Linked DNA regions of Homo sapiens: region 2 is linked to region 1. A link is a contact called in ENCODE Hi-C or POLR2A ChIA-PET data. All regions are on one chromosome and are shown on one strand. Each heading gives the region's core, a stretch centred on a gene start or an enhancer-like site at or near the end of the contact. The rest is flanking DNA. Distances are from core to core; before and after follow the strand shown.

What was found. Hi-C counts contacts between places; a loop is a spot of excess contacts on that map. ChIA-PET counts read pairs that join two places held with the same protein, here RNA polymerase II (POLR2A). Pooled maps may share reads with other maps.
Region 2: a pooled map shows a loop between it and region 1 (2.4-fold over the local background). The contact joins two enhancer-like sites. A Hi-C loop is called at or near these places in 1 of 168 maps with a recorded cell type or tissue (heart left ventricle) and 2 of 50 pooled maps. POLR2A ChIA-PET finds 5 or more read pairs at or near these places in 2 of 52 experiments (Panc1 and endothelial cell of umbilical vein).

Annotation. Positions count from the first base shown.
Region 1 is chr7:98,311,455-98,316,374 of GRCh38, forward strand. BAIAP2L1 (BAR/IMD domain containing adaptor protein 2 like 1) reads right to left here. Exons shown (of 14, transcript NM_018842.5): 7 at 4,006-4,158; 8 at 643-810. It also overlaps a transcript of BRI3 not described here. Among named protein-coding and RNA genes, the nearest start is that of BRI3, 32 kb to the left of the region's middle. RefSeq lists a silencer at 1,404-1,551. Within about 2 kb of position 3,162, at least 2 of the 41 ENCODE cell types and tissues checked have a DNase peak (open chromatin) inside an H3K27ac peak, as active enhancers do.
Region 2 is chr7:98,840,515-98,845,164 of GRCh38, forward strand. No RefSeq gene overlaps it. Among named protein-coding and RNA genes, the nearest start is that of TMEM130, 27 kb to the right of the region's middle. RefSeq lists an enhancer at 1,321-1,370. Within about 2 kb of position 1,402, at least 6 of the 41 ENCODE cell types and tissues checked have a DNase peak (open chromatin) inside an H3K27ac peak, as active enhancers do.

The DNA of each region.
Region 1 (4,920 bases), core at 1,912-4,411:
GGCGTGAACCCAGGAGACGGAGCCTACAGTGAGCCGAGATTGCGCCATTGCACTCCAGCCTGAGTGACAGAGCAAGACTGTGTCTCAAAAACAAAAAAAATAAAAAAAAAACAGTAAGGATAAAATTTCCAAAACAAAGATAATAGCGCCAAACATAGTATAAAACATGTGCCCAACTTATGGTGGCTCATGCCTGTAATCCCAGCACTTTGGGAGGCCGAGGCAGACAGATCACGAGGTCAGGAGTTTGAGACCAGCCTGACCAACATGGCAAAACCCTGTCTCTACTAATAATACAAAAATTAGCCAGGCATGGTGGTGCGCCCCAGTAATCCCAGCTACTGAGGAGGCTGAGGCAGGAGAATCACTTGAACCCGGGAGGTGGAGGTTGCAGTGAGCCGAGATCACTCCACTGTACTCCAGCCTGGGCGACAGAGCAAGAAAGACTCCACCTTAACAACAACAAAAAACAAACATGTGCCCAGCTACCTTCGCCCCTAAAGGTAAGGGGATAGAGGTGCGAAAAGGTGGTCCTGGAAGTAATAAAGGGGGACCTGTGATTCCCACCAACACAGGCAAATTTGGCCCAGATCAAGTTAGGAAACACACGATTGAAATCTGGAAGAGAAAACTGGCTCCTACCACATTGCTTCTCTCGATCATGGGTGAAGCCTGAGGAGTTCCAGACACGGGGGTAGAGGCTGGGGTCTTTATTTCTTCGATCATATTCATGATTTTCTCTGGCACTTTGATGGCATCAACACAGGTCTCCTGCCACCGAGGCAGCTTGGAATTCAGTAGTTCTGCAGACTGCAAAGCCAAAAGAAGAAGACTAAAGACAAAGAAGATTGTCTGAAGAGCTGAGAAAAATGACATCACGTCATATCGCTGATAACAGATTACTGGCTTAGCACCAGGAGTGTGGGGGCCCTGGGTTAAACTCGGTGAGCACTTTAAGCACCTAGAGGATCAGCTGTGTCTCACCGGCTGAGAGGGGCAAAGGCTCTGACTCAAAAGGAAATTTCCTGATCCCTCAGTGTGAATACAGAGCATGGGACTAATACGGGGATGGTAAATGGTTAAGAGCAAGAACAGAAACTCAAAGGGAGGGAGGGAGCAATCTGTATGAATCCCGTTTTCCAGGTGGCCCCAGAAACGCCAACCATCACTTTCTCCCTCCCACTCCTACTAAAAGCAGCACCTCCAACACAGGCCACGGGCCCCGTAGTTGACTCTGACCGATTCAGACATTAGAGAAGTGAATCAGACACTGTCCTGAGAGTCTGTCTATGGGGAAGAGGGACTGGGTGAGTGGTGGGCAGTGCTGAGGGACGCCCCCACCACAGGCCAAACAAGGTTTTGCAGAGCAGACCTGACCAGCAGGGGTGAGAACCCGCAACCCTGGAGGCAGAGTGCCCCTCCAGCACCCACAAGCCTGGCTCTGCTCCTGACAACTGGATTCTCAGAGGCCCCCCAAGCGCTTCCAGTGAGCACCTTTTCTGAAGAGCACTCTGGTTGGGAAAGGGGAGGCAGGAGCCTGTCCTGCGGCTGTGTGCATGGCAGTCACACTGCTTTTACTCAGCCTCTGAGTTTATCAAGAGTGGTGGGGGGCTGATGTCAGTCCTGGGGAAGGGCAAAGACCCCCTCACACCACCCCTGTCCCCAAATGCCACCCCACCCCCAACTGTCACCCCACCCCCAACTGTCACCCTGACACTCTGCAGCACCGTGGACCAGCTGCTTGGGCCTGCTTCATCCCAACTCCACAGAAAGGACTGAGGCGCTTTAGCTGAATTAAGGGAAGCCACAAAACCAGTTTTCAGATACTCGAAGAAACTTCCAGCATAGAAACGAGCAGATTTGGTCTGCGTCACTCTAGAAAGCATTACTGGGACCGATGGTTAAGTCTAAGAAAGACTCTGCTGATAACTGGAGCTCCCTGAAAAGGTGCTAGGCTGCCTCATGACACGGTGGGGATATCACGCAGGAAGAGAACCTCAAGGTCACCTCTGTCCTCTCCAGCCTGCGACCCTGGTGCCACAGGATGCCCTCACTCTGGGAAGAGAAGATTCTAAAGTGAACTCTACATTCCCGAAACTAGTACAGACATGCTGTTGACAAAAGTGATCACCTAATACAGCAACTATTTCCTTTGCTGTAACCATTTTCTTCTGCTTTTTTGAGAGAGGATTTTGGCTCTGTCACCCAGGCTGGAGTGCACTGGCACAATCACAGCTCACTGCAACCTCGAACTCCTGGGCTCAAACAATCCTTCCACCTCAGCCTCCTGAGTAGCTGGGGCCACAGATGCACATCACCACAACTGGCTAATTAAAACTTTTTTTTTTTTTTTTTGGTAGAGATAGGGTCTCGCTATGCTGCCCAGGCTGGTCTGGAACTCCTGGGCTCAAGTGATCCTCCTGCCTTGGGCTCCCAAAGGGCTGGGATTATAGGCATGAGCCACTGTGCCTGGCCTGCTGTACTAATTTTAAATCTTATTTAGGGAGCTGAATACTCCTTTTTCTTCCTTTTTTTTTTTTTTTTTTTTTGAGACAGAGTCTTGCTCTGTTGCCCAGGCTGAAGTGCAGTGGTGTGATCTGGGCTCACTGCAACCTCAGCCTCCTGGGTTCAAACAATTCTCCTGCCTCAGCCTCCTGAGTAGCTGGGATTACAGGTGCTCACCACATGTGATTAATTTTTGTATTTTTAGTAGAGACAGGGTTTCACCATGTTGGCCAGGCTGGTCTCAAACTCCTGACCTCAAGTGATTCACCCACTTTGGTCTCCCAAAGTGCTGGGATTACAGGCGTGAGCCACCATGCGCAGTCCTGAATATTCCTTAAAGTTGTAAAAAGTTTATAGAAAATACAACATTTGCATACATACAAGGCCAAAGTATTTTTCCTTTAAAACAAAGACAAAGCTGACTTATATTCAAGCTCTTGCAAAGCTTCTCCTATATTGGAACACTCTCTAACTTTACTATGAACAACAATGAATTTCTGACCTCAACCAGTGCTAGTTTTGGATGTTTACAAAGGCCCAACAGAGTTCATAATTTAAAACAAAGGAAAGGAAATGTGACATGTGTTGCATCATGATTCCTGGGGGTTCGAACCTCACAGCTGTGTGTGTTGGAAGGAGGGTGATGAGGTCATTCAGTTGAATAAACCAGGAACCAATACCACCAAGAGGAATGAACGCATCACTGAGCCCAGCTGTCCTGATGCGCGTGAATGGGGGCCCGTGGGCTGGGGCAGAGCTGCCCGTGACCCCCGGACACGGACCCATGAAGGGAGCATCTCAAATCGCCCAGGTGGGGTAGACCTGGGCCCGCTGGGACTCACCAGCAGCCATGGTGAAGACACTGATGCTGAGGACACATCAGAAAGGGCCTGGGGAAAGCTGACTCGCAGGTGAGAAGAGCAAACATGTGCTATTTTTCAATGATGAAGCATTATTTTATGAAGGACTTTAAATATGGATGTATTATTAATTTATTAAACATTATACATGGACGTTTGACCATTTCAGCTGTATTTCTATAAGTTTATATGTTCAAGTTGGCCAAACACAGTTTCTCTGGAATCTTTTCATTGGCAAAATGGCCCACTGCTTTATATTGGGCATGTGTGGAAGGTGAGTGGCGTGCATGTGTGTATATCTCTGTACGTATGGACTGATTGAGACAGGGTCCCGCTCTGTTGCTCAGGTTGGAGTGCAGTGGCACAATCATGGCTCACTGCAGCCTCAACTTCCCAGGCTGAAGGGATCCTCCCACCTCAGCCTCCTGAGTAGCTGGGACTACAGGCACATGCTACCATGCCTGGCTAGTTTTTTTTTTATTATTTTTTATAGAGACAGAGTTTTGCCATGTTGCCCAGGCCCACCTCAGCCTCCCAAAGTGCTGGGATTACAGGCGTGGGCCACGGCCCAGCCTTCTGGGGCATTTAAATATGAAATAAAGTTATTAATACGCTCAAGGCAATTTGCCACCACACCCACCTGTAAGTGATAATAATGTATGTGGTTTGCAAAGCCACAGTGCTTATCAACCAGAAAGCAGAAGCGCCTCTTCTCTTCAAGCAGAGCCTCTTTGCAACCATCTGCAATGAATTTCTGGATTTCACTCTGACGAGAAGTAACGGTCTCCACATACTAAAAAAAAAAAAATAATAATAATAATAATTATATAAGCATGACATGAGCATCAGATAGCGTGCAGCCTGACGTTTATCTTCTGCCATCTTTACACCTGCTTTATTTGAATAATAGAGTAAATACATGAGAGGAAAGAATGCTGTAACCTGACCTAAGTAGATACCATCGTTCTCCTTGAGGTCCCTGACTCGTGTGCAGAGAGAAGTTGCCCAAGGGCTTGACATTCCCACGGGGCAATTTGCACAAATATTACTTTGTACTTCAGAGATATGATCGTGTCCTACTGGAAAGCACCACGGGCTTTGGAACCAGAAAGTTCCAGGTTCAAACCCAGTTCCAAATGCCAACAATAGGTGATATGCTTTGGCTGTGTCCCCACCCAAATCTCATCTTGAATTGTAGCTCCCGTAATTCCTATGTGTTTGGGGAGGGACCTGGTGGGAGGTAATTGAATCATGGGGGCAGGTCTTTCCCATGCCATTCTTGTGATAGTGAATAAGTCTCACAAGATCTGATGGCTTCATAAAGGGAGTTTCCCTGCACAAGCTCTCCTTTGCCTGCTGCCATCCATGTAAGACGTGACTTGCTCCTCCTTCCCTTCCACCATGATTGTGAGGCCTCCCCGGCCATGTGGAACTGTGAGTCCATTAAATCTCTTTCTTTTGTAAATTGCCCAGTCTCGGGGTATGTCTTTACCAGCAGCATGAAAATGGAGTAATAAAATATGATTTAACCTAAGCCTCATTTTCCCCATCTGTA
Region 2 (4,650 bases), core at 152-2,651, 530 kb after region 1:
TGCAGAGGGAGGAGTTCACTTAGGAGCTTCCCCTCCCCAGTGAGAAGCTCAGCTCGGGAGACTATAGGGCAAGGGTTGCTGTGGGTCACATGTAGAGCCGGTGAGAAGCTGGAAAATACAGCACAGTCTGGAGAGGGGGTCAGGGAGGAGGTGGGCAGCTCCCTCAGTCTCTCTTCACACCTCTTCCTATAGAATCTTCCATTCCCAGCTGGAAAATACAGCACAGTCTGGAAAGGGGGTCAGGGAGGAGGTGGGCCGCTCCCTCAGTCTCTCTTCACACTTCTTCCTATAGAATCAACAGCCCTAGGAGGTATGAAGTGGTGTCTCATTGTGGTTTGGATTTGCATTTCCTTAATGACCAATGACATCGTGCATCTTTCCATGGGCTTATTGGCCATTTGTATATTTTCTTTGGCTAGATGTCTATTCAAGTCCTTTGCCCATTTTTTTTTAAAGTGGGTTATCTTTTAATTGCTGAGTTGTGTGATTCATGATGGTCAACAAGCTGGGAAAAAATGGGCAGGTATCTAGGCTCTGCTGGGTCCCGAGGGCAGCGAGCTGTGGATGCCTCCACAATGTTTCCTGAATGAATGCCTAGAAAAACACACCAACGCACCCTTTCCCTCTTTTTCTCTCTCTCTCTCTTTTTTTTTAAAGACACAGGGTCTTGCTCTGCCACCTAGGCTGGAGTGCGGTGGTGTGATCCTAGGTCACTGCAGCCTCCAACTCCTGGGCTCAAGCAATCCTCCTACCTCAGCCTCCCTAGTAGTTGCGACTACAGGCACCCACCATCATGCCCAGCTAATTTTTTTAATTTTATTTTTTGTAGAGATGGGGTCTCGCTGTGCTGCCCAGGCTGTGTCTCACATTCCTGGCCTCAAACGATCCTCCCACTTTGGCCTCTCAAAGTGCTGAGATTACAGCGAGTTCCCTCTTTATCCACATGGTACAACATGAAAAAACAAAAGCTTGGACAGATTCAGTGGCTGGCCCAAGGTCACAGAGCCAGGCTGGAACACAGATCTCCATTTCCTCAACCCACAGTCAAACTATCTTGTGGCTGTAGCTGTTGACTCATGCTGACCTGTAGATTTCTCGGAAAAGCTATTGGGCAAGAAAAAGAAGAGGCAAAACAAAAGTGACCTCCTCTTCTGAAAAGATTTCTCAAGGGCCAGAGTCCCAGGAATGTCTTCTGTCCTGGAAGGGGCTGAAGGTTCTAGAAGTTGGTTGCCAGCTTGGCTGTTTCACCAATGTGAATGTGAGTATATGTGTGTGCGTACAGTGTGCCTGTGTGTTCATGCAGGTGTGTCGGCAGGTGCTGCAATGCCAGGACCCTGCCCATCCATGCCCCTCTGCCCGCCATGCCCCCCGGTGCACCTGGCAGAGGCTGGGAGCCTGCAGAAAGCATAGCCGGTCAGACACTGCCACCTGCTGGACATACTGGGCACAGCATGCAGATGGCTTGGGGCCCTGGCACTTCATCTCCTAGATCTTCTAAGGCCCCCAGAAAGTAGTGTCCTCCATCACCCCTCATTGCCTATGTGGGCCTCTCTAGAAAACACTTACAGGGTGTAATCTCAGCACTTTGGGAGGCCTGTAATCCCAGCACTTTGGGAGGCCAAGGCGGGCGGATCACCCTGAGCTCAGGAGTTCAAGACCAGCCTGGCTAACACAGTGAAACCCTGTCTCTACTAAAAATATAAAAATTAGCCGGGCATGGTGGCGGGTGCCTGTAATCCCAGCTACTTGGGAGGTTGAGGCAGGAGAATTTCTTGAACCCGGGAGGCAGAGGTTGTAGTGAGCTGAGATCGCGCCATTGCGCTCCAGCCTGGGTGACTGAGCAAGACTCCGTCTCAACAAATAAATAAATAAATATATATATATATATACACACACACACATACATACATACATATATATATATATAAAGGAAAACACCTACTGATGAAATTTTATATAAAGGAAAACACCTACTGATGAAATTTTTGGCACTATGAACCCCTTTAAGTCAAGTCAAGCCCTCTTCTCAGAATAATGTTTTCAAAAGCATAATATAAAATAGTGCTGGACACACTGGCTCACACCTATAATCCCAGCACTTCAGGAGGCTGAGGCAAGAGGATCACCTGAGGCCAGGAGTTCGAGACAAACCTGGGCAACACAGCAAGACCCCATCTTTACAAAAAAAATTTTTTTTAATTAGCCAGGTGTGGTGACTTATACCTGTGATCCTAGCACTTTGGGAGGCCAAGGCAGGAGGATCACTTGAGGCCAGGAGTTCAAGACCAGTCTGGGCAACACAGCAAGACCCCTATCTCTACAAAAACTTTCTTAAAAAATTAGCCACCTATAATCTCAGCACTTTGAGAGGCCAAGGCAGGAGGATTGCTTGAGGCCAAGAGTTTGAGACCAGCCTGGGCAACATAGCAAGACCCCGTCTCAACAGAAAATTTAAAAGTCAGCTGGGTGTGGCAATGGACACCTGTGGTACCAGCTACTTGGGAGGCTGAGGTGGGAGGATCGCTTGAGCCCAGGAGTTCGAGGCTGCAGTGAGCTGTGATCACACTACTGCACTCCAGCCTGGGGGACAGAGCAAGACCCTGTCTCTAAACAAATACATAAATAAAGATGTAATTTTTCCCATCCAAGTACCTCAATGCTCTCCATGGATCCCTTGGGGATTAGGGTAGCTCAGTTTAAGAGACTCTGACCCATTCCCTGCCTGATGACCCTGGAGCCTCCTCGGCCCGTTGGCCCACTACCACATGGGACCCAGCTTAGCTTGCTCCCTCAGCCCCTGCCACACTGTCTACAGCCCACCTGCTCTCCCAGCCTCCAGCCTCTGACCTTTCCTCCTCAACACAGAACAAGGCACCACTCTCAGAAGCCAGGCCAGTGGCTTTCTGCTCCAAGGATGGATAATTGCCCGATCTGATGTCCAAGAGGCCGCCATGCCAGAAGGGGCCCACACCGCAGTCCCTCTCTCCAGGATTCAGGGAGGGAGGCCCCTGCCTCCTGACACCTGGACATCACCACGTCTCACACCAGGGCTTCCGGGCCATTTGTCCTGACCTATGGGGTCTTCTGGACAGTCTGGACAGACATTGAGTTTGTTCCTTAGAGTCTTGTGTTCCCTCCCCTAATTCCAGTCATTGTGAGGTTACAACACAAGTGTGAGGAAGTAACCCTTTCTCCCTTCCTCACGCCATCCCTCTTTCCTTTCAACAATATTTAATGAACACCTGCTATGTGCTGGGTAGTATTCTGGGTGTTAGAAGTAGAAATAGTGAACAAAATAGGCAAAATCCTTTCTTTCTTCAAGTTTATATACCATGTAAGGCTCAGATTAAATAAATAAGTTAAGGCCAGCTGCAGTGGGTCATGCCTGTAATCCCAGCACTTTGGGAGGCCGAGGTAGGAGGATCCCTGGAGACCAAGGGTTCCAGACTAGCCTCAGCAACATAGCAAGACCCCATCTCTACGAAAAATTTTTGAAAATTAGCTGGGCATGGGGGTGGGCTCCTGCGGTCTCAGCTACTTGGGAGGCTGAGATGGGAGGATTGCTTGAGCCAGGGAGGCTGGGGCTGCAGTGAGCTATGATTACACCACTGCACTCCAGCCTGGGTGACAGAGTAAGACCCTGTCTCTATAAAAAAAAAAGTACAAATAAATTTTAAAATAAATAAATTAATAGTATGTTAGGCAAAGCGTGGTGGCTCATGCCTGTAATCCCAGCACTTTAGGAGGCCGAGGCGGGCAGATCACTTGAGACCAGCCTGGCCAACATGGCAAAACCCTGTCTCTACTAAAATTACAAAAAAATTAGCCAGGCCTGGTGGTGGGTGCCTGTAATTCCAGCCACTTGGGAGGCTGAGGCAGGAGAATCACTTGACTCTGAGAGGCAGAGGTTGCAGTGAGCCAAGATCGCACCACTGCACTCCAGCCTGGGCGACAGAGCAAGACTCCATCTCAAAAAAATAAATAAATAAATAAATAGTATGTTAGAAGGTGACATATGCCATGAGTATAAGGGCAGGTAGGAGAGGAGAGTGCCAAGTTGACCTCACAGATGAAGGTGATGTTTGAACAGCCGTGAAGGAGCAGAGAGGGAACCCCACACGTGTCCAGGAAACAGCATCCTGCCCGGCAAAGGGAACAACTCGGGAAAGACCCAGCCAGACAAGCAGCAGGGGCTGGGGGTGACAAGGTCACAGGCCAGGTTGGACAGGGATTTGGGAGGCCACCAGAAGGATTTGGGGTTTGCTCTGAGAAGGGAGACACTGAAGGGTTTGGGGCAGAGGAAGATGTGGTCTTGGAGCAGTTTTGTGGACAAACTTCTGGCTCAGTGAGGGGTGAGCAGGAGCTGCCAGGCATTATGAGAGCCCTGCCAGGGACCAGGGTGGTGGCAGCAGGGGAGGAGGGAGCAGCGGTCAGATTCTGGATCTCAGTTGAAGGATTTCTCACAGGATGGATATGAAATGTGAGAGACGGAGCTGCCGAAAATGACGTGGGGAAGTCTGTTTCCTGGGGCTGCCGAAACAAAGTACCACGAACTAGGTGGCTTAAAACAACAGCAACGGGACCAGGCGCGGTGGTTCACACCTGTAATCCCAGCACTTTGGGAGGCCGAGGCGGGTGGATCATGCGAGG